Linked DNA regions of Homo sapiens: regions 2 and 3 are each linked to region 1. The links are chromatin loops, found by intact Hi-C in ENCODE. Cell type or tissue: endothelial cell of umbilical vein. All regions are shown on one strand.

What was found. Hi-C counts contacts between places; a loop is a spot of excess contacts. Peaks named below come from ENCODE experiments on the same cell type or tissue, not always from the same donor. Only the 100,000 strongest peaks of a DNase experiment are listed, where the experiment ranks them.
Region 2: a loop joins it to region 1, with 2.6 times the contacts of the local background. A loop is called at or near these places in 1 of 110 quality-filtered maps.
Region 3: it touches region 1 in a loop (1.8-fold over the local background); 1 of 110 quality-filtered maps calls a loop at or near these places.

Annotation. Positions count from the first base shown.
Region 1 is chr18:61,828,314-61,836,313 of GRCh38, forward strand. The region is part of intron 1 of RNF152 (ring finger protein 152); the gene reads right to left. Among named protein-coding and RNA genes, the nearest start is that of RNF152, 61 kb to the right of the region's middle. In endothelial cell of umbilical vein, no CTCF peak of the experiment used is centred here; DNase peaks (open chromatin) are centred at 3,008, 4,718, 5,298 and 5,878; H3K4me3 peaks cover 302 bases; H3K27ac peaks cover 4,037 bases.
Region 2 is chr18:62,120,823-62,128,822 of GRCh38, forward strand. All of the region lies in intron 14 of PIGN (phosphatidylinositol glycan anchor biosynthesis class N), which reads right to left. Among named protein-coding and RNA genes, the nearest start is that of PIGN, 62 kb to the right of the region's middle. In endothelial cell of umbilical vein, no CTCF peak of the experiment used is centred here; no DNase peak of the experiment used is centred here.
Region 3 is chr18:61,953,482-61,961,481 of GRCh38, forward strand. It overlaps the pseudogene RPIAP1. Among named protein-coding and RNA genes, the nearest start is that of RNF152, 64 kb to the left of the region's middle. RefSeq lists a silencer at 2,198-2,307 and an enhancer at 5,097-5,266. In endothelial cell of umbilical vein, a CTCF peak has its summit at 4,514 (motif pointing right); DNase peaks (open chromatin) are centred at 2,380, 4,830 and 6,710; H3K27ac peaks cover 782 bases.

The DNA.
Region 1 (8,000 bases):
TGATCATAGCTCATTGCATCCTTGAACTCCTTGCCTCAAGCAATCTTCCTGCCTTAGCCCCCCGAGTAGCTGGGACTACAGATGCACACCACCATGCCCAGCTACTTTTCCAAAAAACATTTTTTTGTAGAGACGGGATCTTGCCATGTTGCCCAGGCTGAAGTGCAGTGACACAATCATAGCTCACTGCAGCCACCAACTCATGGCCTCAAGTGGTCCTTCCATCCCAGCCTCCAGAGTAGCTGGGACTACAGGTGTACACCATTGCACTGGCAAATTTATGTATTTAAAACCCAATCCATAGGTATTGGTTTAGAAAAAAATGTGATAATATTCTCAGTGTACTTTAGTGTGTTTTTAGAAACAAAGTTTTTCATCCAACTTCTTATTCGTATTTCCCAGAGAAAGCCATAGAGTAACAAATACTACTATTAATGTAGGCACATTCAAATGCATATTGAGTATAAGGCACTACTCTAGGTTTGGGGAATCTGAAGAGAAAAAGATAGGGCCCTCTCCTGCTAAGGCCGGTGGGGAATACAGGCAGCCATGCTTGATGTGAAGAAACTACAGTCATGTGATTGATACTTCACGCGGGAGTATCAGGTTGAACTGGAAGAAGGAGCACCTATGTCTGTCTGGGGCATCCAGGAAGGATTTTTCAAGAAAAAGTACCATTTCAATGTCAAGGGTGAGGACTCAGCAGACACAAAGGCACAGAGACCAAGACGAGGGGAGGCAGTGCCCAGGGTGGTTACGGGTAGGGACCAGAGCCTGGGACCTCCAGTAAGTCAAATACCCCTGCAATAGAGTTGTTAAGATTAACATGCATTCATACATGTTGAGCATGTAGGGCAGCACACGGCAGGTGGTTTAGCTCTTCTCCTAGCGAATATCACTGTAAGGGGAGGCAGGAAGGAGACGCAGGGCACAGCCTGGACGACTGGCCTGCCCAGTGGTGTGCAGTGTGACAGTTCTCAGGATGACTAATCAGCCCGGCCAGAGGAGGCACAGACCCAGAGACAGATGGGGGTTAAGGTCCACTCTGCCAGCCCCAGCGCTCTAAAGCAGGGGGTGGTCCCAAGGACCAGAGCGGCTGTCCCTGCAGCTGGGATGGGCCAGGTCACTAAGGGGCAGCAGAAGCAGAGAGCAAAACAAGGCCCAGGGAGAGAGGAGAGAGGGGAGAGAGAGATATATATATATCAGGGGAGGGAGAGAGAGAGAGAGAGATACTGGGAGAGGGAGAGAGAGAGATTGGGGGAAGGAGAGAGAGAGAGAGATAAGGAGAGAGAGAGAGAGAGACATCCTAGGGCGGTTGAAGGGGAGTGAAGAGGGGAGGACCAGGAGGTGAGGGGAGAAGGAGCAGGATGCGGTCCAAACCTTTCCCCTCCTCTTCCAATCCAAAGCAAGGGGTGCTGAGAAAGGCCAAGCCTCCAGGAGTAGCTGGAAGCGGAAGTTCTTATGTTGTGAGAAGAAGTGAGAATATGAAGAATGGAAGAGAAAGACCAGTCCCCTCCTATTCTGTAATCTGGGTTTTGTCTTGTAGGCTGTGGGGCTTGTGAAGACTTCAGGGGGGCAAGTGTAACCATTATAATGGCGTTATTATTGCTATTAATATTCTTACTATTTTAGCCATTTGAAAGTGTACAATTCAGTGGCTTTAAGTCACCATCATGTGTAGCCATCGTCCCCATCTATTTCCAGAGAGCTTCTTTTTTTTTTTTTTGAGACAGAGTCTCACTCTGTCGCCCAGGCTGGAGTGCAGTGGTGCGATCTTGGCTCACTGCAACCTTCACTTCACGGGTTCCAGGGATTCTCCTGCCTCAGACTCCCGGGTAGCTGGGACTACAGGCACACACCACTGTAGTCTGGCTAATTTTTTGTATATTTAGTAGAGATGGGGGTGTCTTGGTATTTGGCCAGGCTGGTCTTGAACTCCTCACCTCAAGTGATCCACCCACCTCGTCCTCCCAAAGTGCTGGGATTACAGGCATGAGCCACAGTGCCCAGCCCTTTCCAGAGCTTTTTTATCATCCCAAACAGAACTCCATACTCATTCAACAACCGCTCCCCATTTCTCCTGCCCCCAGCCCCTGCTAACCGGTCACCTTTCTGGCACTATGAATTTGCCTGTTCCAGGTACCTCATAAGAGTGGGATTGTACACTATTTGTCCTTCAACCATTGTCCTAATATTTGTCTGGCTTATTTCACTAAGCATGTCTTCAAGGTCCACCCACATTGTAACACGTATCAGAATTCCTTCTTATGGCTGAGTAATATTCAATTGTGTATTATTTTTTCTTTTTAAGCCACTCTGGCAGCAGAGTGAGATATGAATTGGCAGAGGCTGAACTAAAGGAAAGAGGGGCAAGGCTGGAATGAAGGTAGGGATGAAGGAGGAGGAAGAAGGCATGGAGATTGGCTGGAAGTACAAAGAGCTGAGAGTGAAGGAGTATAGAAAAGATCCCTGATTTCTCAGTGAGGCAGCTGGATGGAGGAAGCATTTTTGAGGGGTACAGCTGTGACAAAGGTCAGTGAAGAGAGTGGCATCTGAAGGTTAGAGATAGCCAATACTCTCTGAATCTTGAGATTTTGTACCTAGCAAAGTCCTGACTTGTATGTGTAATTTAGACAACTATTGGGAAACTAGCTTTACCCTGTAATTTTATTTATATGAAGTTATATTTCACCAAGTCTATTATTAGACAATAAAGAAATAGGTATTTCCATTAACAGGCCTTCTAGAAAGAAACAAAGGATGTGGAAGAGACTATGAATCACAAATATTTATGTTTATAGAGATTAAACCTTAACAGCACTCAAATTCTTCTCATCTGTGAAAAGCTGCAGCTAAGTACTTAGAAGCGGTTCTGTGCACCAGGCTGGAGCTGGTCCTTAGGTCCTCAGATCACCACTGTCGCTAGTCCACAGCCACTTCTCGTCTTGTAAATCCCTCCCACTCTAAACCCTGGGCTGTGATTACAGAATCAGCTCGGGGAAATGCTCGGATTCATCATCTTTCCCTTTGCTGCTTATTTAGCTTGAGCTCCTTCCTGCTCTCTAAGTGGACACATTTTACAAACTAATGAAAGCTTGCCCAGCACAGTAGATGGCACACACTGGGCACTAATTTATTCAATAACGCCAGGATGAAAATGCTTCCTGCTCTTACTGTCTCCCTTATTATCTCCATAATAAGAATATTCAACTTTCTAAGGAGCCAGGAACTGAAATGTGAGGTTATGGATTATTCATACTTTTATATCCAAGACTACGCACAAAGTATTTAAGATGTAAGATAAAAAAAATAAGCAATTTAGAACACAATGCTCACTTCCTACTGTCACTAGCTACCCTCAAAGCAGAACAAACAAACAAACAAACAAAAACCACTGTAAATACAATTTCTATGTCAGATAGAAAGCAATAATTCATTTAATTAAAAATTTTACATGTTAATTACTTCTATTTTAAAAAGTGTCCTGTCAAATGGTAAAAACTTAAAGTCCTGTCATCAATAAGAAACAATTTACTTCCAGAACATTTTAAAAAATTATGTAACCTATTTAAAATGTAAATAATATTATAAATATAGTATTATGTGTGTGGGGGGGTGTGGGTGTGTATAGGGGTGTGTGTCTTGATCTGTAATCATACTCACACATATACCAAATAAAATCCAATTCATTTTCTTGAAACTAAGAGACACAGTTCCTAAGCCTTGAACTGGTTTTGTTGGAGTCGTTGCAATTGTCCTTCATAACATCAAATGTATTCAGTTTTAGGGGAAGTCAAACATTCAAGTCACATTTGTAAACTGTTGAGAGCCACTAAACATATTAATCGATAATAATCAACACTTAATAGTAATTTCTACCAGTGCAAAAGGATATATTTTTGATTGGGGTGAATTCATTCTAAAGCATTTCAGATGTGCACAAGTAGGAAAGTCTGTACTGCTGTTATTCACAGTATATGGATTTTTGTTTTTGTTTTAAGCGCACATGTATATATGTACTACTTAACTAAAACTACTTTAAAAGTAAAAATGTCTATTTTTACAATATAAAATATTTATTTGTCCTAAGCTAGTCATTTTAGTTACAGTAATTAAGTTTCATTTGGTAAAAACTGCTATCCTAATTCAGTAAGACAAAAATATTTCCCAAATAGCTACGCATACCCTGTAGAATTAAGCCTGTTTAATCCACAAATAACTGCTTGAGTTTCAGTTTTCATTTCCTTTGTGAAAAAAATTCTCAATAACTTATCTTTCTCAGGATAGTCATGAAAAGTATCTAACATCAATAAGTTAATATTTTTTAATTACCCAAATTCTACCTGTGAACTAAAAAAACAGCCCGATTTAACAGGCATGCATTTTGTAAGCAGAAAATCATTACAAGAGTCTTCTGGGCCAGCAAATAAAATCGACAGGATTTTAAAAGCCACCCTGTGTTTAGAGCCCACCATATTATTAGGTCTTGCCAGATACAAAGAACATGGTTTCAATCACCAAATAGTAATTAGATGACAATACATCTTGCCAGTTGGCATATCATGACCTTCACTCCACACAGGGATATTGCTATAGCTCTTGTTAGTTAGTCTGTTCCCATTTTATAAGTACCTATAACATGGAAAATCTGTATCTGCTTAATTCAAGATGTTTGTCAAAGCAGAAGAAACAGTAAGGCATACATTAATTCAGTCACTGTGCCAGTTAAGGGATGGCAGCGTGCTTTCTTCCATTCCTCAGCTGTATCTACTAAAATTCACTGACTTCTACCAACAGGAAATTACTATTTCCTTGCTTTATGCATATTCTGACACCTTTCCTGAAGATGTAGCAATACTAGGAGTAAAACAACAAATACAGATTTAAATGAAGATAGATTTCTCACAAACCATTAGCTGATGTAGGTCGCAAGAATCAGATTAAATTGGTTTATTGAGACAGCCAGTCTATTTCAGAAAATAATTCTCTAACTAATACTCTCAAGTTATTGAGTAACTTAAAATAAAACAAGGTCAAATTTAACCTACATTAGAAAGAAGGTGGAGGTAGCAAAGCCTCAAAGAATCCAAATTTCAGGTGATTCACAATGCCCCACTGCTACAGCTGCAAATCCAATTCCAGCTTCTACCAAGAACTCCTGTCCTTCAAATGATGGTTTTAATTGTCGAAACTCCTCTGCGTTTCCCTCTAATGGAATATCAATGAAACCACAGAACCACAGACACACACAAACATGATTTCCTGAGGAAGTGATTCTAGGGCTAACATAACTGAACACGAGGGCCGTCTGTTAGTCTCGTCTGTTTGTTTTTCTTTAGCTGATGGGAAACATTACAAGAGCTCTCAGGGCCAAAGGGACTATGCATTTTAAAAATGTCATCCATCCCTGAAGCTGGATTATAATAAGCAGATAAAGAGACAAAAGCATTCTGACAACAATTTGAAGAGATTTTTCTTTCTGTCCATAGATCTAGAATGGGGTGATACATCACCTAAGGTGACCTCTCTCAATTATAGCTACTTTCATAACCTGGTTGCCATTTGAGCTTTAAAAAAAAAAGTTTCATCCACAAGATAAAATATCAGATGCGCTAAGAATACCAACTCCTTTAATTATGTGTGGTTAGCAAAAGCTAATGCAAAACTGCTCTTTTCCACAAATCAGCAAGTCGTCATTCACTCAATCAACCATCCAATGCTTTATTAAGCACCTACTATGTACCAGACACTGGAGCAAAAGATGTGACCCCTGGGTAGTTGTCCAATCTTATTTTTGTTACGTCCTGGCTTGAATCCCACACTCCAGCCACTCTGAGTCACTTGCACATCTCTAAAAGCAACATGCCTTTCTCATCTCTAAGCCGTTCTTTCTCTTATCTCATCTCTTGGGATGCTGTCCTTTTGGTCTGGAACCAAAAAAGAGAAGGACAGCATCCCAAGCTAAGAGAAAGAATGGCTTACAGATGAGGCACACTGCTTTCAGCCCAAATGTCTATCACCTCCTCCAAGAAGCTTTCCCGTTCCCCTCCAGCTGGCTTAGACACCACTTCTATGTTCTCCTAGGAACCTTTCTAGAATGATCATATTTTGTGTCCTTTTAGTCTCCCACACTGAAAAGTGAGTTCCTTAGAGGGAAGGCACCTACACACACACCCAGCATCTAGCCAACTGATGGACTCTATTGACCTTTATTTACCTTCATCTGCCTCGGCTACAAAGAAGACCCCAAGGACAGGGATCTGGTCTGTCTTGTATTCTTTCTGCAGTACCTAGGCAATGACTGGCACTCAGTAAGTGCTCAATAAATGCTTGTAGAAGGGGTGAAAACTAACTGAAATTAGGCCATTTTTAAAAAAAATTAAGCATATCTGGCTACCAGTATTTGCAGGCAATTCAGAAATCATGAGTATAGTAAGATTCATACATTATCAGTATGCTTTTATGATATCTCCTCGCAGAATGGTAAGTTACTTAAAAGAAAGAGTTACTAGGTAGGTAACTAAACTTAGATGTTAAACTAGTACTTCTACAAAATAATCTGAATCCATGCTTCATAATGTCCACTGAAAACCTGATAAATCAGCGTCTGGGGGTAGGGTCCCACTGCAAAGATCTGCAAAAAGGCAACGTTCCCTGGGTGATTCCAATGTCAATTGAGGGTTGAGAGTCACTGATAATTTCTCACTCCAACTAAAAAGGGCTCTAACAATTTGCCCCAAAATAGGCACTCTCAAACACTGCTAAATGGGAGAAGAAAATGGTAGCAAGGAAATGTGGCATTATCTAATAAAGCTACATATGATTTAACTTTTGACCCAGCAAAAGTATTTGCAAGTATTCATTCTGAAAATACAGCTCCACAGTACAAAATAGCATATTTACAAGGTAATTCATTTCACCATTATTTGCAATAGGAAAAAAATCTAAATTCCTATCCATAGGAATCTGACTAGACTACGTCTCTCCACCTGATGGAGTGGTATGTGTTTGTAAAACAAGAATGAGAAAGAAGTTTATGAATGGCTTTGGAATAGGAGCCAGGTTATATTGTTACGTGAAAGAGTTCACCTTATTTCAAGGTGAAAGAGTGAGAATATATATTTGTTTATTTTTACAAAAATAAACCCAGAAAGGACAAATCAATTAAGGGAAAGGTTCATGAATAAGGAGGCAGGTGGGAACAGAGAGGAAAGGCATGGGAGACCTCCTCAATATGACTTTTTTGAATTTTTGACTTTTGATCCATGTAAATATATTACATATCAAAAATAATAAATTAAAAAGGATAAACAAAATCAAACCCTAAAATTAAATACAAACAGAAACAAGTAAACTGGATTCAATTCAACAACAGAACCACATTCAAATCCCTTTTGAATACAAGCACTCCATACGCCTTTAGTGGGGTACATCCTTTAATAATAATAACTGTAAAGCAGTCTTGAACTTTACCTATTTGGTTAGTTGTTGGTATTGGTATTGATACTAGTATAGTAGTAATTCTGAAACTAGTTTGTATAGACCATATGCTAAAACAAATAAGCAACCAGATTGATATTGTCAGAAAACAAGGCCAAGGCTTTCTCACTGTGGAAGGAGAGACAAAAATTTTAGAATGGGAGAAGGTGAGAAGGAACATAGTTGTACTGAATTTAAATTGGAACCATCAGATTACACCCATGATTTAAAATAATACATAAATTTCTAAGCCTTGTCAACTGAAAGGCCTAGAAACAGTGACAGTCTAGTAACAATGAGCACACTTAGTTCCTAGATCTTGGTATCTAAGTAGCATTTCTCACTAAAAAGAAGCTGACATCTTTGGAGAAATGGTTGATTCCAGGTCTGGGGCAGGGAAAATACAAAGTGAGCCTGGAATGTCCTTTTGTGCCATCACGTGGGGACATGGGGACATGTCAAAAGGCCCCAGGAGCCAGCTCACAGTGGAGTGGCCAAATTTGGAAACATTTGAATATTGA
Region 2 (8,000 bases), 290 kb after region 1:
AATTGAAAACAAACCTAAATATATCAGTTATTATAGTAAGTATAAATGGTCCGAAAACACCAACTAAAAGAAAAAAAGTAGAATACTGGATAAAAAAACAAACAACAAAGTCAATTATGTGCTACTTACAGAAGACATACCTTAAATATAAGAACATCAAAATGTTAAAAGTGAAAGGATATGAGAAAAGACATAACACACAAATATAAACAATGCTGCTGTCATTATACTAATATAAGTCCAGGCATTGACTTTAAGGCAAAAGTCTTAAGATAGGGTGAGGGCATTGGCAAGGGCATTTGCCAATGACACACTAGAATGCAAAGACTAAGGTAATGCTGAGAGATGATGTAAGGCACAATAGAAAGCCAGGGATATTTCTGAAGAAGAAAAGGCTACAATAGCAGCCAGCAGTGTCATTTTAGTCTTAGGAAAAGTTGTTCTAGTAAGTCACATAAAGAGTTGGCACCACAATTCCTGTGCCCAGACCTCAGAATTCACCCATCAAACCACAGAGGTAAAAAAATTCCCATTCTAAACCTTATTCAGGCAATAAATCCAAGCACTTTACACATTTTTATCACTAAAAGCTGATAATCTATTGAATATTATTCAATAAATATTGAATATTTTATTGTTATACATGAATTAACACATAAATTATTCCATGATGCAGAAAAGTTTCTACTTCTTAAGGGCACAACCTTTTGCAGGGAATTCTATTTATCTGAATGGATGGTAAGAACATTTCCTATCTATTTTTTTTAGCTCCCACATATGAGTGAGAACATGTAAAATTTGTCTTTCCGTGTCGCTCTTATTTCACTTAACATAATGATCTCCAGTTCCACTCATGTTGCTGCCAGTGACAGGATTTCATTCCTTTTTTATGAATGAATAACATTGCATCATGTATATATACCATATTTTCTTTATCCCTTAATCTACTGATGGGCACTTAGATTGATTCCATATTTTAGCTACTGTAAGTAGTACTGCAATAAACACGGGAGTGCAGATTATCTCTTCAATATATTGATTTCCTTTCTTTTAGATATATATACCTAGTAGTGGAATTGTTGGATCATATGGTAGTTCTATATTTAGTTTTTTGAGGAACCTCCAAACTGTCTTCCATGGTGGTTGTACTAATTTACATTCCCACCAACAGTACACAGGGAGTAGAGAGTAGACTGGTGGTTACCAGAGGTTAGAAAAGTAGAGGGGAGAAGGCAATGAAGAGAGGTGGATTAATGGGTATAAATAACACAGTTTGATAGAAGAAATAAGAGCTGGTGTTCAATAGAGCAGTAGGATGACTATGGTTAACATTAATATATTATACATTTCAAAATAGCTGGAACAGAATAATTAAAAAGATCCTGGTGTACAGAAAAGATAACTATTTAAGGTAATGGACATCCAAATTTCCCTGATTTGATTATATGAATGTATCATGTACCCCTAAAATATGTATGTAATGTATCAATTTTACAAAGAAAATTTTCAAACTAAAATTCCTAGATTACTCATATAAGCTAAATTTCTACTTAACTTCCTTATATTATTTTTATTTCAATTAATATTTTTTTTATAATATTCAGAATCCAATAGCAAATTTTTATCAGTTCCCTCTTAATGAATGCAAATGCCTAGCACTTCCTTGCTTCTAGGTTGATAGCACAAACAGCGACAAGGACATCTGGAGTGGATTCAGAATAGCAGCAAGATCAAATACAGGGTTGAAAATTAACTTTCCCTAAGGAAAGGATGAAGGAACTACATAATTTAATATGGTGAAGAGAAGACTTCTGGAATGAAAATATGTTCTCAGATGCTAATAAAAAAGACCCTGATTAGTTACTCTTACTTGTGAAAAGTAAATTGATTTACTTGGTACAAGAATCTTTGTTCAGAGAATATGTTTTCTTTTCAAGAAAGCAGTTTAAACATTGACACCAAAGAGTTTAGATTCCTTCCAGTTCCCTCTAGACCTATCTTTCCTCTTTTTCCAAAATAATACAAGTTTTAGATATAATATAGTATAATAATGATAAATTATTCATCTATAAAGTCTCTGGGATATTTGCAGCGTTAATTAACTCTCATGCCCTTATAAAGAATAAGCCAGCAATGGAATGTAAATTTTTGATTAACAAAAATGACCATAATAGAGGCTGGGTGCAGTGACTCAGGCACTTAGTACTTTGGGAGGCCAAGACAGGAGGATTGCTTGAGGCCAGGAGCTCGAGACTAGCCTTGGCAACATTAGCCAAGCATGGTGTTGCTCACCTGTTGTCCTAGCTACTCAGAAGGCTGAGGCAGGAGGACAGCTTGAGCCCAGGAAGTCAAGGCTCCAGTGAGCCATGACTGGGCCACTATACTGCAGCCTGGGCAACAGCGTAAGACCCTCTTTCTAAAAATGAAATTTAAAAAAATGAAAGACTATAATAGAAAAAAATTCTTAAAGCCTTAATAATTGCTGAAAAGTTACATAAGTGATCAAATCTGCACTTAAATGCCTACAAGATGATGGAAAATGAGGATAATAAAAACATACTGTCTACTGATGAGAAAAAACAAACCATGTCTTGAGTGAAAAAGAAGGCACATTAAGAACTAAATGGCTGAAAAAAAGCTATCATGATATTAATTTGCTGATAAGAACTTTCAAAGAATATTACCATTTATTCCATAGACCAAATCAGGATGATTTTTCTTCCTAAAATCAGGATGAAAATAAGAGTGAGGAAACTGAAAGATATTAGAAAGCAGTTGTACAATGAATATCCAATTCATTTCACCTTTTGAATTAAGATAATAAGAGTCTGATACCAAGTTAGTTTAACAAGAAAATATGGTATTATCCACATCTATTCAGTTTTTGAATTTTAGATATTAAGGGAGAGTTTGAATAGTAAGGGGCATCTAAAATATTAACTGAATGTTTGGTTCCTATGTTAGGAAAACTAGTTAGCATAATGAAGAATAGGAAAGGATACTGGAATGCAGACAATAGGAAACTTGGAAGGCCAGAGAAGAAGAAGATCCACTAATTTTATCACATATTATAACTCATTATATCTTCTGTGACTATAAAAATGAAAAAAAAAAAGTGAGACAAAACTGTATAGAAAAGGTTTCTCAAAATTCTACTTTTATGAACTAATTATGAGCCCTAATGCATGAAGCATCATATAGAGAGACTGAAACACTCAAATTTTCACAAAGGTGTTATGACACTAAACTTGTTGGCTTACCTCCCTGACAACTCCTTATTCAGAAATGGAATAACTTCTTAACAATAAAAACTGACTATGTCTATATAATGAGCTGCCATTAAGATCAGATTTTGAGAAAAATGATTAAATAAACCACAGCAACATTAGTAGACCAAGCATTCCACAGAAATACCATTATTTACTATATTACTGAACTATACATGTGATCTAAATCTGCTTAAAAGAATACTTACCAAATTTCACTAAATTTACTAATTTACCAAAAGATCTGATGGTATTCCCTTTAAAAACATAAAGGTACTAAATTACATATCATTTGAGGCAGAAGGAATGGCAAAAAAAGATACCAGATTAGGAGAGAGACTGTCTAGATTCAAGTTTTAGCTGTAAATCTCACTAGCAAGGTAACTAAGGACTTGGGAGTTTCAGGTTTATTATCTCTAAAGTGGAGGAAAACCTGCTTCCCACAACTCACAGGTACCTGTGAATGATATGCGTAAAATGCAAATCTAACCATGCCTTAAAATCCACTACTTTGAGGACAAAGTAAAAATGCTAAACCTGCCTATGAGGAGAGATATGGCCCCTGCCCATTCCTCTCTTTTGCTCTTTCCTGCACTTCTTCAAATACCAGACATCATATGCCTTAGGGCCTTCTCCAACATGCTTTGAAATTTTTGTTGTGTTTCCTTTCAATGTGTGTGCATGGGAAAACAGGCAAAATTTATTTTACATTTTGCCTATTTTTCTTTGCTAAAAAACTTTATGTCTCATTATGTGCCTTTATGTAAACCTATTTCAGAAAACTATAAACTATAGAAATACTTCTCTTTTAAAAATATTTTTCTCGTCAAAAAACATGTAATTATTTTTAATAGTTAAATACAAAAAAAGCATGAGTAAAAAATAAAAATCACTGCCAGAGCACATATCTTACTAATGTTAGCATTTTTCATTAAATTCCCTTTATATATAAATATACAATTTGTACATACATGTATATAAATATACATGTTTGTACATACATGTATATATACACGTTTGTACATATGTGTATATAAATATACACGTTTGTACATATGTGTATATACATGTTTGTACATATGTGTATATAAATATACACGTTTGTACATATGTGTATATAAATATACACGTTTGTACATATGTGTATATAAATATACACGTTTGTATATATGTGTATAAACACACACACACACACGAATTTTTAATGTAGTTGTAATCATACCAAATGTGTAACTTTGTAAGTTGCATTTTGTTGATGATTATATTATAAACATTATTCTAAGACATATTAGAATCTGAAAACAGAACATTTAATGGTTGCATAGTCTTTCTAGTAGACATGTTATTATTGTTCAATTATGTGGCTTTCCATTTTTTTGATTATAAGCAATCCTAGGATGAATACCTTGGGGCAAAGACTTTTTCACATTCACTTCCTGAAGTTCTGTATCACACGATGGAACTGCTTGGTTAAAGATTTTAAATACTTTAAGGTTCTTTACAGTGTGGAATTTACTCTCCAAAAGAGTGATTATATACGTGTATACTACAACAGCATTTTGTGTCCATTTAGCAACATAATCATATAAAAATCTTTTTTGCTAATTTCAAAAATGGAAAAAAGTATGTCTAACTTGAATTTGTTTTTCTTTGATAAATACTAAGGTTGTGTTTGGTGTATATTCTATTACGAAAAAACTTTTTTAAGTCTTGCTTTAAAATGGGATGTTAAAGTTATAAAACTAGAATAACTAAATATTTTAAAATACGAATGAAAAACACAAAAATCAGTGTTTTCATGACATCATACATAACTCACAAAGAATAATTTGGAAAATCTGAATAACAATTCTGAAATACAGTAAGTTACAAAAGTTTTATGACTTACTAGTTGGTGATTACTAGAACCCATCAAGGGTTTTAGTAACCCAATTGTATAACAGTTTACAATTAAAACAGCATGAGAAAAAAATCTGAAAACAAGAGTATCTGGATCAGTCATTGTATCTATTTTTGGCCAAGCAATTTCTCCATGCAATTTCTATTTTTATTAACAAACAAAAGCAGTTTCAAAAATATTATTATATATATCACAAAATACCATAAGACTTCACCTGTTTGTCCTAAGATTCTTTCAACATATATAACATTTAAATAATAATTATCATACTTTCTAGTGATTAATACATTTTTCTACATTCTGCCAGATAAACTAAATATTGATGTCATGAATTCATGGTAAACACTATAGTGTTTGCAAACTGACAAGTTTATGTCATTTTTCTAAAATTTTACCACAGAAAATATCATTTTATATTACAGGTGCTGAGTGATTTATTAGGCTGGAGCAAAAGAACTAGTGTAAACTATGATCAAGGAACATAAAAATCACTGTAATGAAATGCTTATATGTGCTTAAAAGCTTCATGTGAACTTTTTAAAGTCTCTGCATCCCAGTTTCATCATGTATTGAAAATCTATTTTACAAAATGTAAAAATAGGGAAAAACAATATTAGCACTTCCTACGCTTTCCCTCTGTCCTTGCCCAATATTCCAGCCTCTAGTATCCTTAACTGAGGGATTTCACCCAGCCTCACAGCATCAATTAATACTAGGGTATGGATAATTTCCAAAATCTATATTTAGAGCTTGATTCCTGCTCCTGAGCTTTAGATTCAGATTTCCGATTGTCTATACAGTCACACCATGATGCTGTTCTACAGACAGCTCAAACTCAGCAGATCCACAACTGAACTTGACCCTCATCCTATGAGCAGCAGTTTAGTAAATCATAATATATGTCCAACATCCGTTCAACTTAATTGTTGAATGATTCAACTTCCATTGTACCTTAATGATTCAACTTCCATTGTACCTTAAACCCCTAACTTCCTTCCATTCCTATCTTGTCAATCTTAAAGCAGTATTTCTCAAGGAGGACACTGGGAAGGATAAATCTTACCCTGGTTAGTGATAGATTCTGTGCCAGACTGCCTGGGTTCCATCCTAGCTTCAATGTTTACTAATTCTGTTACTTGGGGGAAGTATCATTCTGATTCAGTTTCCTCATGTGAAAATGAGATACAGGTGCTCCTCAACTTAAGATAATGCTACATCCCAATAAACCCACCATAAGTTGAAAATATCTTAAGTCAATTTCCATTTACATCTAACCAACCAAACATCATAGCTTAACCTAGCCTATCTTAAATGTACTCAGAATATTTACATCAGGCTACAGTTTGACAAAATTATCTAACACAAAGCTTGTTTTATACTAAAGTGCTGAATATCTCATGTAATTTATTGAATACTGTTGCTGAAGTATGGTTTCTATTGAATGCGTATAGCTTTCACACCATCATAAAGTCGAAAAATCCTAAGTCAAACCACTGCAGCCGAAGTATCTGTAATAACAGTACCCGCCATATCAGGCTGTTTTAAGAATTAAATGAGCGAACACTGATAAATTATTTAAAACAGTGCCTTGCATACACTAAGTACATAATAACTGTGAGCGGGTAGTCATGAGGAAAGCAATGGTGCAAGACCTTATCATTTGCTTGAACAACTGCAACAGTCTGGTTTTTTTGTGTGTTTTTTTTTTGTTTTGTTTTTTGAGACAAGGTATTGCTTCTTCACCCAGACTGGAACGCAGTGGTGTGACTGAGGTTCGCTGGAGCCTTGATCTCCTTGGCTCAAGTGATCCTCCCATATCAGCCTCCTGAGTAGCTGGGACCTATATCCTGTGGCATTTTTCTTACTCCAATTATCCAGGCCATAATAAACATACATAATAGCGGAAGGAGAAGATAGGACTGATGATGGAAATGGCAATTAAAAATACATGGTGCTATTTTCCCAACAAGAAAATGCATGGGAAACTACACATGGAAAACATACCAACAAACTTATGAAAAATCCTTATGAAATTTTCTAACTCTTGGTTTAGGATATTTATCTTCTAAAATATTTTTTATTCCCACTTTTATAATGTCAAAAACATCTTATAATTCCCACAAGAATTATTCCTGAATTTAAAAATATCATATATAAAACAACTATACATTTAAAAATCACTATACTATTCATGACATTACCAAAAAAATATATAAAATTCCTGAATTTCAAACTTGGGGAAAAGGATTTGATTATTTTCTTCCCCTCTTTTCAGATACTTGTGACTGGTGTGACAAACTGAGGACTTTCAGAGATATCATCTTTGGAGATGATGAGATTTGCTTGTGGTAAAAAGTATAAACAAAGAAATGGCTGGAAGCCAGCCAGGAGGAATGCCAAAGAAACTCCTAAATGATCAGACCACAGAGCTAGTAACATAATTAAAACCACTAGGCCACGGAAGGTATTTTACATTTAAACAAGGAACTTTAGAACAGATGGGGTCCATAAGAGATCAGGGGGAAAAGCTACCCAACTCCAGAATCACTGCATAGGTAACAGTGTTAGCTCAGGGCACAGCTGGATACTCACATGCAGCCACAGAGATCAAGAAAAAAAAGAAAAGAAAAAAAGGTAGAAGAGTTCATTTAGGTTGATATGAGGAAAAAATTATCCTTTGTTTTCACATTACAAAAGTGGGTTTTGAGTCATTAAAATATTTTAATAAAATGTTTAAAATATTCATTAAATTCTATAAGCCCATTATTTCTAGAGGGCTATAATATTTTATTATTACATTTGCATCTACTGTCCCTTAGCTAAAATACATTTTC
Region 3 (8,000 bases), 130 kb after region 1:
CACATAAGTCCTGCAGGCAGAGGAGACTTGAGTCGCAGCTCCTCTGAGCCTGCAGAGCTACTTACGGCCCTCCCTGGAAGGCCCTCTCCCCTTCCCTGCCTGTCTCTTCTGGGAGGCTGTTAGAAGGTTAATTCCCATCATATCCCAGGTTGTGAAGAAGAATGAGGTTTCCTTCCTTGCCCTCTTGAGAAAAAAAAACTGCAGATGATGAACCTGCTTAGCTGCCGTCTAAGACTGGGCTCTTGGCAACAGGGTTCCTCCCAACTCAAGCTGCTGTCATGGTTCCTCCTGCCTTGGTGTCCTGCTCTGTCACATGTGGGAAAAGGACCGTGGGGAACTGGCACTTTGGTGGGTCTTTCCTTTCTCTCTAGGTAAGCAATACACTGAGAGTGTCTCATTGCACTTTTACCGTCCAATCAGTCAGAACTTGGCCTTAACGGCTCCTGTGCCTGACACATGTTGGTTATTTAAGATCCATTTCGGTAAGAGGTAATTCTTTTGAAAATCCAAATAATTATAGGACCACCATGGTTAACTTTTTGGCAGGAAGAGGAGCAGTTCATAGAGCCCTCTGTGCACACTTTCCCTCAGAAAAACATAACTGCACAAATATTTGTATACATTTTGTAGAAGGGTATATACATACTCCATGGACCTCAGGCAGAAACCTCTGCTGTCAAGGGATTTAGGTCCAACCAATTACTCAAGCCATGAAATAAAATAGTATTATCAGATTGATGTTCTCTTATTTATGAGGCACCATGCTAAGCAGTTGAGTTGCAGCAATGGACAAAGACTGCCTGTCCTCATGGAACATATGACTGGCCTTCCCAGTGCAAAAGGCAGACACTAATCATACAGTCGCAGACATCAACACAAAGTGCAGCTGCAGGAAGTCAACAGGAGGGGTGCATGGTACCATGAGGGCTTACAGGAGGATCTGAACCAGCCAGAGAGACCAGAAAAGCATGCCCTAAGAAAATGTGATTGAGCTGAAAGCGGGAGGGTGGCAAAAGCAGAGAGGGCCACATGTGCCAAGGTCCTGTGGCAGATGGCACCAGGGAATCTGCTGGAAGGGGGCCCATGTGGCTGGGTTTCAGGGAGCAAGGGACAGTGTGGATGAGAAAAGGCAGGAGAGGTGTGTGAGGGGCAGCCACACAGGGCCTTCCGAGCCTCAGTAAAGGATTCTCCATGCTGCGAGAAAAAATGAGAGGACTTTCAGCTAGAGGCAGGTGGGTGGGCGTGCTGACCTGATTTGATTTGTGTTTGAAGCTGGGACTGCAGCACGGAGGATGAGCTAGATGGGGCTGGAGCAGACATGGGAGAGCCCCATGGTGCCCTATGCTGGGAGATCAGGTGTGAGATTAGGGAACTGTTAGAGTTGGAGGGAAGGGACAGATTTAAGAGCTATTTCTAAATATTTAAAAATTTTTAATTACTGTGGATACATAGTAGTTGTACATATTCATGGGGTGCATGTGATATTTTGCTACAAGCATACAAGGTATAATGATCAAATGTGGGTAAGTGGGGTATCTACCACCTCAAGCATTTATCACTTCTTTGTGTTAGTAACATTCCAATTCCACTTTTTCAGTTACTTTAAAATACATAATAAATTATTGTTAACTCCAGTTGCCCTATTGTGCAACTAAACACTAGATTTATTCCTTCTATCTAACTGTATTTTTGTACCTACTAACCATCCTCTCGCTATCCCCTCCTCCAGACTGCCCTTTCCAGCCTCTGGTAACCAGCATTCTGCTCTCTATCTCCATGAGTTCAGCTTTTTTTAGCTCTCACATATGAGTGAGAAGATGCAGTATTTGTCTTTCTGTGCCTCGCTTATTTCACTTAATATAATGTCCTCCAGTTTCATCCATGTTGTTGCAAATGACAGGATTTCATTCTTCTTAAGGCTGAATAGTATTCCATTATGTATATGTACCACACTTTCTTTATCCATTCATCCACTGATGGACACTTAAGCTGATTCCATATCTTGGCTATTGTGAATAGTGCTGCAGCAGACATGGGAGGTGCAGATATTTCTTAAATATATGGATGTCTTTTTGTTTGGATATATACCCAGCAGTGGTGTTGCTAGATCACATACTAGTTCTATTTGAGAGCTGATACGGTTTGGATCTATGTCCCCACCCAAATCTCATGCTCAGTTGTAACCCTCAGTGTTGGAAGTGGGGCCCGGTGGGAGGTGAATGTACCATGGGTGTGGTTTCTGATGGTTTAGCTCCATCTACCTAGTGCTAGTCTCATGATAGTGAGTGAGTTCTCATGAGATATGGTTGCTTAAAAGTAGGTAGTATCTCCCCCATATTTTTCCTCCTGCTCTGGCCATATGAAACGTCTCACTTCCCCTTTTGCCTTCTGCCATGACTGTAAATTTCCTGAGGCCTCCTCAGAGGCCAAGCAGTTGCCAGCATCATGCTTCCTGTACAGCCTGCAGAATCATGAGCCAATTAAACCTCTTTTCTGTATAAATTAACCAGTCTCAGGTATTTCTTTATAGCAATGTGAGAACAGGCTAATACAAGAGCCATTTAGGAGATAAAACTTGTAGGACTTAACAGAGACATGCTGGGCAGGTCTGTGAATTGTCAGTGGAGAGGAAAAGTTAGTAACTGCAGCATGGGGTGCTCTGAGCTGTGGGTCCCACAGCTGTGGAATGAGGAGTGCAGGAGGAAATGCATTCCCCTCCTGTTTTTCAGAGTCACTTGGCATTGGGAGGATTTCATAATGCTGACTTTTGCCTTTGCTGCCTTTCCTACCTCCTTCCATTGCCCCATCAATCTTCATTCAGATGGTACCTGCTTGCATTTCTTATGGGTATAGATTCCAGAATTAGAAAGAAAACAGATGGCCCAACTAACACCACCTTTTCACCTGAAGTTCGGAGGTGAAAATACTGCCCAAGATTTTAGATGTCGACGTTTCAAATAAACAAGAATTTATTCGTCGAAAATGTATCCTGTTGACCACTAATCCCCTGAGATGCCCTTCAAATGTTTGCTAAAATAAACTTGTTACACACTTTATATTGCAGTCTTTTTTGGATATGCATGATGCTCATTAGCATATTAAAGTCTCAGAGGAGTCCTGCAGCAAAGAAACACTAAATTCTGATTTCCTAAAGTGAACTCTTTTACCCTAACTCCCACTACTATTCCAAGCGCACAACTCAGGAAACCCATCCTCAGACCTCACTATGATTTCTCTTTTTTTATCTTTATTAAAAAACCCTGAATACTTTAATAGTAAAAATACATATTTATATTTCTCTCTTTTAAAAGATATTTAATAACAGGCTGGGCACAGTGGCTCACACCTGTAATCCCAGCACTACGGAAAGCCAAGGCGGGCAGATCACTTCGGGTCAGGAGCTCGAGACCAGCCTGGTCAACATGGCAAAACCCTGTCTCTACGAAAAATACAAAAATTAGCTGGGAATGGTGGTGGGCACCTGTAATCCCAGCTATTTGGAAGGCTGAGGCACGAGAATTGCTTGAACCCAGGAAACGGAGGCTGCAGTGAGCCAAGATCACGCCACTGCACTCCAGCCTGGGTGACAGAGCAAGACCCTATCTCAAAAAAAAAAAGATACTTAATAACAATACTTCAGAAGACTGGATTTAACTGCCCTGCCTTCTCCCTTCTGCCAGTTGTCCACCCTGGCACAGACACATGAAGGCAAAGGCCCCTGGAAAGAAACATCCCCCTTGGCTGTGACCTGTGGTTCGAGGGTGAAGACACTCTGCTGCTTGCAAGGTCAACAGAAAGGCTGTTCCCTCCTGTTCACTGAGCCATCCTGCATCCTGAAGTAGGCTCTCTCAGCCATGTGGATGAACAGGCCTGTGTCCACCACACGTGGGACCATTCTGGCAGCTCTGTTCACTTCACCCCATTTATGTACCTGGTCAAACTTCCAGTCCAAGATAAAATTCCCATTATCTGTCACCACTGGACCTGCCTTGTTGACAGCCATTTGGAATTCAACCACACCTGTAAACTTCTGGCTCATAGCTCAGCTCACTGGGACGAAGGCCACTGGGATTCCCTTGTGCCACTGATCCCCAGGGTTCTTTGAATCTTTCCTGATGACGGGAAAGAAGCTGACAGGCCTGGAGGGAAGTGGGAACGCAGACCAGGTCAGAATCTCCTGCTTCACCTTTCAGCTACTCGCTGCACAGCATGGACACTTGTAGAATCACTTCCAGTTCCCAGCACTTGGTTATTCCTCATGTGGTTCTCCACCACCCCGTGTCCCGCCAGTTCTTAGCCTCCTTGGCCTTGGACATCATGGAGGGGGCCAGGCAGACGCTGTTGGAGTTCCCATAGCTGGTGCTTGTGCTGCCAGCATTGCAGCAGGTCCTGGACTGTGTATGCCCTGAGAGCTGCACGTGGGAGCCCTGGAGGTTCCAGCTGTTCCCACCTCCGCTGGAGGATGCACCCCCAGCCCACCCCAGAGCAGCACCAGCAGCCGCCTGTAGAGGTTGCTGAAGGGCCCAGGGCACTGCCTCCTGATGACTCACTCTGGTGTCTGCTCTGTGATTTCTGTCGTCCCATTACATTAGGGCCTGAAGAAGTTTCTCGGGCTGTTCTTTTTGGCCTGCTCCCTCAATTCTTAGTCTCCACGGTTGGGAGCTGCTCTCTAGCTCCCACTGAAGCATCCCACCCCTTCTCATCCCTTCAAAATGCTCCATGCTCCACAATCACCCAATTGCTCCTCAGTTGCTTTCAAATCAAACATCCGTTGCCTCAGTACAACCACTATCAGCTCTCATAGAGGAAACAGTCTGCACCAGCCGATCCACGCTGATGATGAATGACTAATAGCCCACGACATCCTGCCCCTAGAAGACACGTCTTATCCCAAACAATCCCTGCTGTTGTGATTTTTCATAAACCAACACCAGGGGCAGAGGTTTTGGGGGCAAAGGAACCACCATAAAAAGCCGACCAGCCCTGGTCACTTCCTCTAAGTGATTTCTCCTCTTCAAAAATCTACTTTCTCTACTCTTGAAATCACAGGATCTATAAAATATTTCCATCGTCTAGTCATCTGCTACCCCAGGAGCACCAATTGGTGTGAGCAGCAGAGAGAGAGCTGTTCACTTTTCTCGAGGCTGCGGAGGGAAGCAGGCAGGGGACGAGGCCTGTGATGCTGGATGGATTATGCATGAGGTGCTCACTAACTCTCATCTGTTTGTGACAAGCTTACCACTATGAAGTCCTCCAAACCCTATGGGAAGACAAGAATGATGCTCATGTACTAGTTATGTAACCATACAAACACTTATGTCTTCATGCGCCATATTTTTTCATCTAAGATGAGGCAGGTATTGTCTTTATGAGCACTGGCGGCACCCATTGGCTTACGTGAATGGTTCCATCAGACATCCCTGGATCTTTTCCCTTTTCTTAGCTTTTCTTTGTTCATTCCTCCAGCCCGTCATAAATGTGACTCAACTTTTTCCTTTTCTCTTTTTCTTTTTGAAACGAGATATCTCTCTGTTGCTCAGGCTAGAGTGCATTGGCACAATCCTGGCTCAAAGCAGCCTTGACCTCCTGGGCTCCAGCAATCCTCCCACCTCAGCCTCCTGAGTAGCTGGGATCACAGGCATGCACTACCATGCACATACATGATTATAATCAATATTTGTTTTTGTTTTGTTTTTATAGAGATGGGGTCTCCCTATGTTGCCCAGGCTGCTCTCAAACACTCCCACTGAAGTAATCCTCCTGCCTCGGCCTCCCAAAGTGCTGGGATTACAGGCATGAGCCACTGTATCCTGCTGTGACTCAGCTTAATCAGCTCTTCTAGGTTTCTCAGGGATTCCTTGTGTTCCCCTAAGTTAGAGAGAAGCTACGAGTTGTTTCTTGAGATCACAGTGCATCCTCTACTACAAAGAAACTTTTTGGTTGTTCTCTTCCAATTGGCTGGGCAGGGGCCACATCCTTCAGAAGAACTTGGGAGGTTCCTTCTATGCTAATCCAATGGTCTCTTTTCTGAGAAGTGTACATTCTTCTATTTCTTGGTGTCAGAAATTCTTGATCATCAAGCAGATTGTCTAAGACCTCTATTCTTTTCTTTAAATTATCTTTCCTTCCCTTTATTCTATGACAATATTCCTTCACCTCTTAATGTGAATGACTGCTTTCTGTCCTTACAACCTTCTCTGACATTTCATTCAGCCTTCACCTAATTCTCCCACTCCAATTTCTGATGCTCCGACAATAGTGTCAGTTGCTTCTAAGAACTCCTTCAGGAGCTGCAGTCAAGAGTGAGGACTCTATCTCTGCCTCTCTGTCTCTTTTTGTCTCTTTTTCTCCATCTTTCTGTCTCTTTCTGTCTCTGTATCTTCCTCTGTCTCATACACACACACACACACACACACACACACACACACACACACACAAACAATCCTTAGACCCCATGTTAGGAAATACTCTTAGAAATATGGCTAGTACCTGGTATAATTTAAGCAGAACAACAAGACCTAAAAGCCTGAGAGTGTTCCTGGAAACAGAAGATCCTATTATTGCCAACAGTTTGAAATCGTCAAGTACTCACATTTTTCAAGCCACTTTGCCAAACAGCTAAACATGATGCAAGTCTGCACTATTTCAAGTCATAGTTCCAAAGTTCTTTATGAGAGGGGTTATCTCTGGCATGTGTCCAGATGGATGGGAAAATGCCAGCAAACCACGGCAAAAAATACTTGGCTAGCTTAGATGTAGAAGAGGAAACAAATTTAATGAGTTCCAGGTATAAATCATCCATGCTAGCTATTTTATTGCTCTTCCCCTGGAACAACAGTGTCTTAAACTTCTCTGGGATTGGCCCAGATAGAACATACATAGGGAGAATCATCACTCCATAGGCTAGAGCCACAATTAGAAGAGCTGTGGTTTTTTTCTATGAAGCGAGCAAGGCTGCCTGCATTGGACACTGTGTTCACAAAGTATAGACTGAGGAGATCAATCAAGCATCATTTTAAGGAAAGAAAACCTCAAAGGCCTGCCTTAATTCTGATACTTTGCTAGAGTCCCATCCCTCAAAAAAATACAGTTGTTTACCCTTTAGTTTTTCATGCCTTATTTGTTTCACCCCTAAGGAAATGACTTCTGTTTCGGTTCAGTTGACCTTGCCGGAAGTTATGCACACGTGGACAGCCATGAGGACTAAGGAGCAGTGAATCCTATGGACCCTTTTTCTTTTATTTATTTGAGACAGAGTCTTACTTTGCCACCCAGGCCAGAGTGAAGTGGTGCAATTATGGCTCACTGCAGCCTTGACTTCTCTGGCTCAAGTGATCCTCCCATCTCAGCCTCCCGAGTAGCCAGGACTATAGGTGCACATCACCAGACTCAGCTAATTTTTTTATTTTTTTTGTAGAGATGGGGTCTTCCTATGTTGCCCAGGCTGGTCTCAAACTCCTGGGCTCAAGACATCCTCCTGCCTCGGCCTCCCAAAGTGTTGGGATAACAGGTGTGAGCCACCATGCCCAGTCTATGGACCCTTTCTGGAAAAGATGGTTGGTTTGGAAATTTGACAGTGAAGCCCAAGGAAGGGAGGATTTGAGTAAGAGAGGTTTGGTCCACTTATTCCTCCAGTCTCTGGCGTAACCCACATCCCTGCCAAATTAGTGGGAGGAGCATATACTGGGACAAACCTCTCTTCAGTGCTTCCCCTTCTCCACACTCCTGGCATCAAAGGTCTTCAGCAATTTTCCCATCTCCTTATTGAAAATCAATTATCTGTTCATTCATTCATACAATGACAAGGGTCTAGGTGTACAGGGGAGTACGCAGTATTAAAATAAGGACAGAAGGAGTATAAGGGTAACTCTTCAACTCTCAACCCTCTGGATCTTAGTAGCCCAAATCACGAAGGGAAATTTCCAGACCCCTCACTTTTGAGCCACAGGTAATAGGTTATTACAGGTGATCTGTCTAAGAACTATCTTAGATTGACCTTG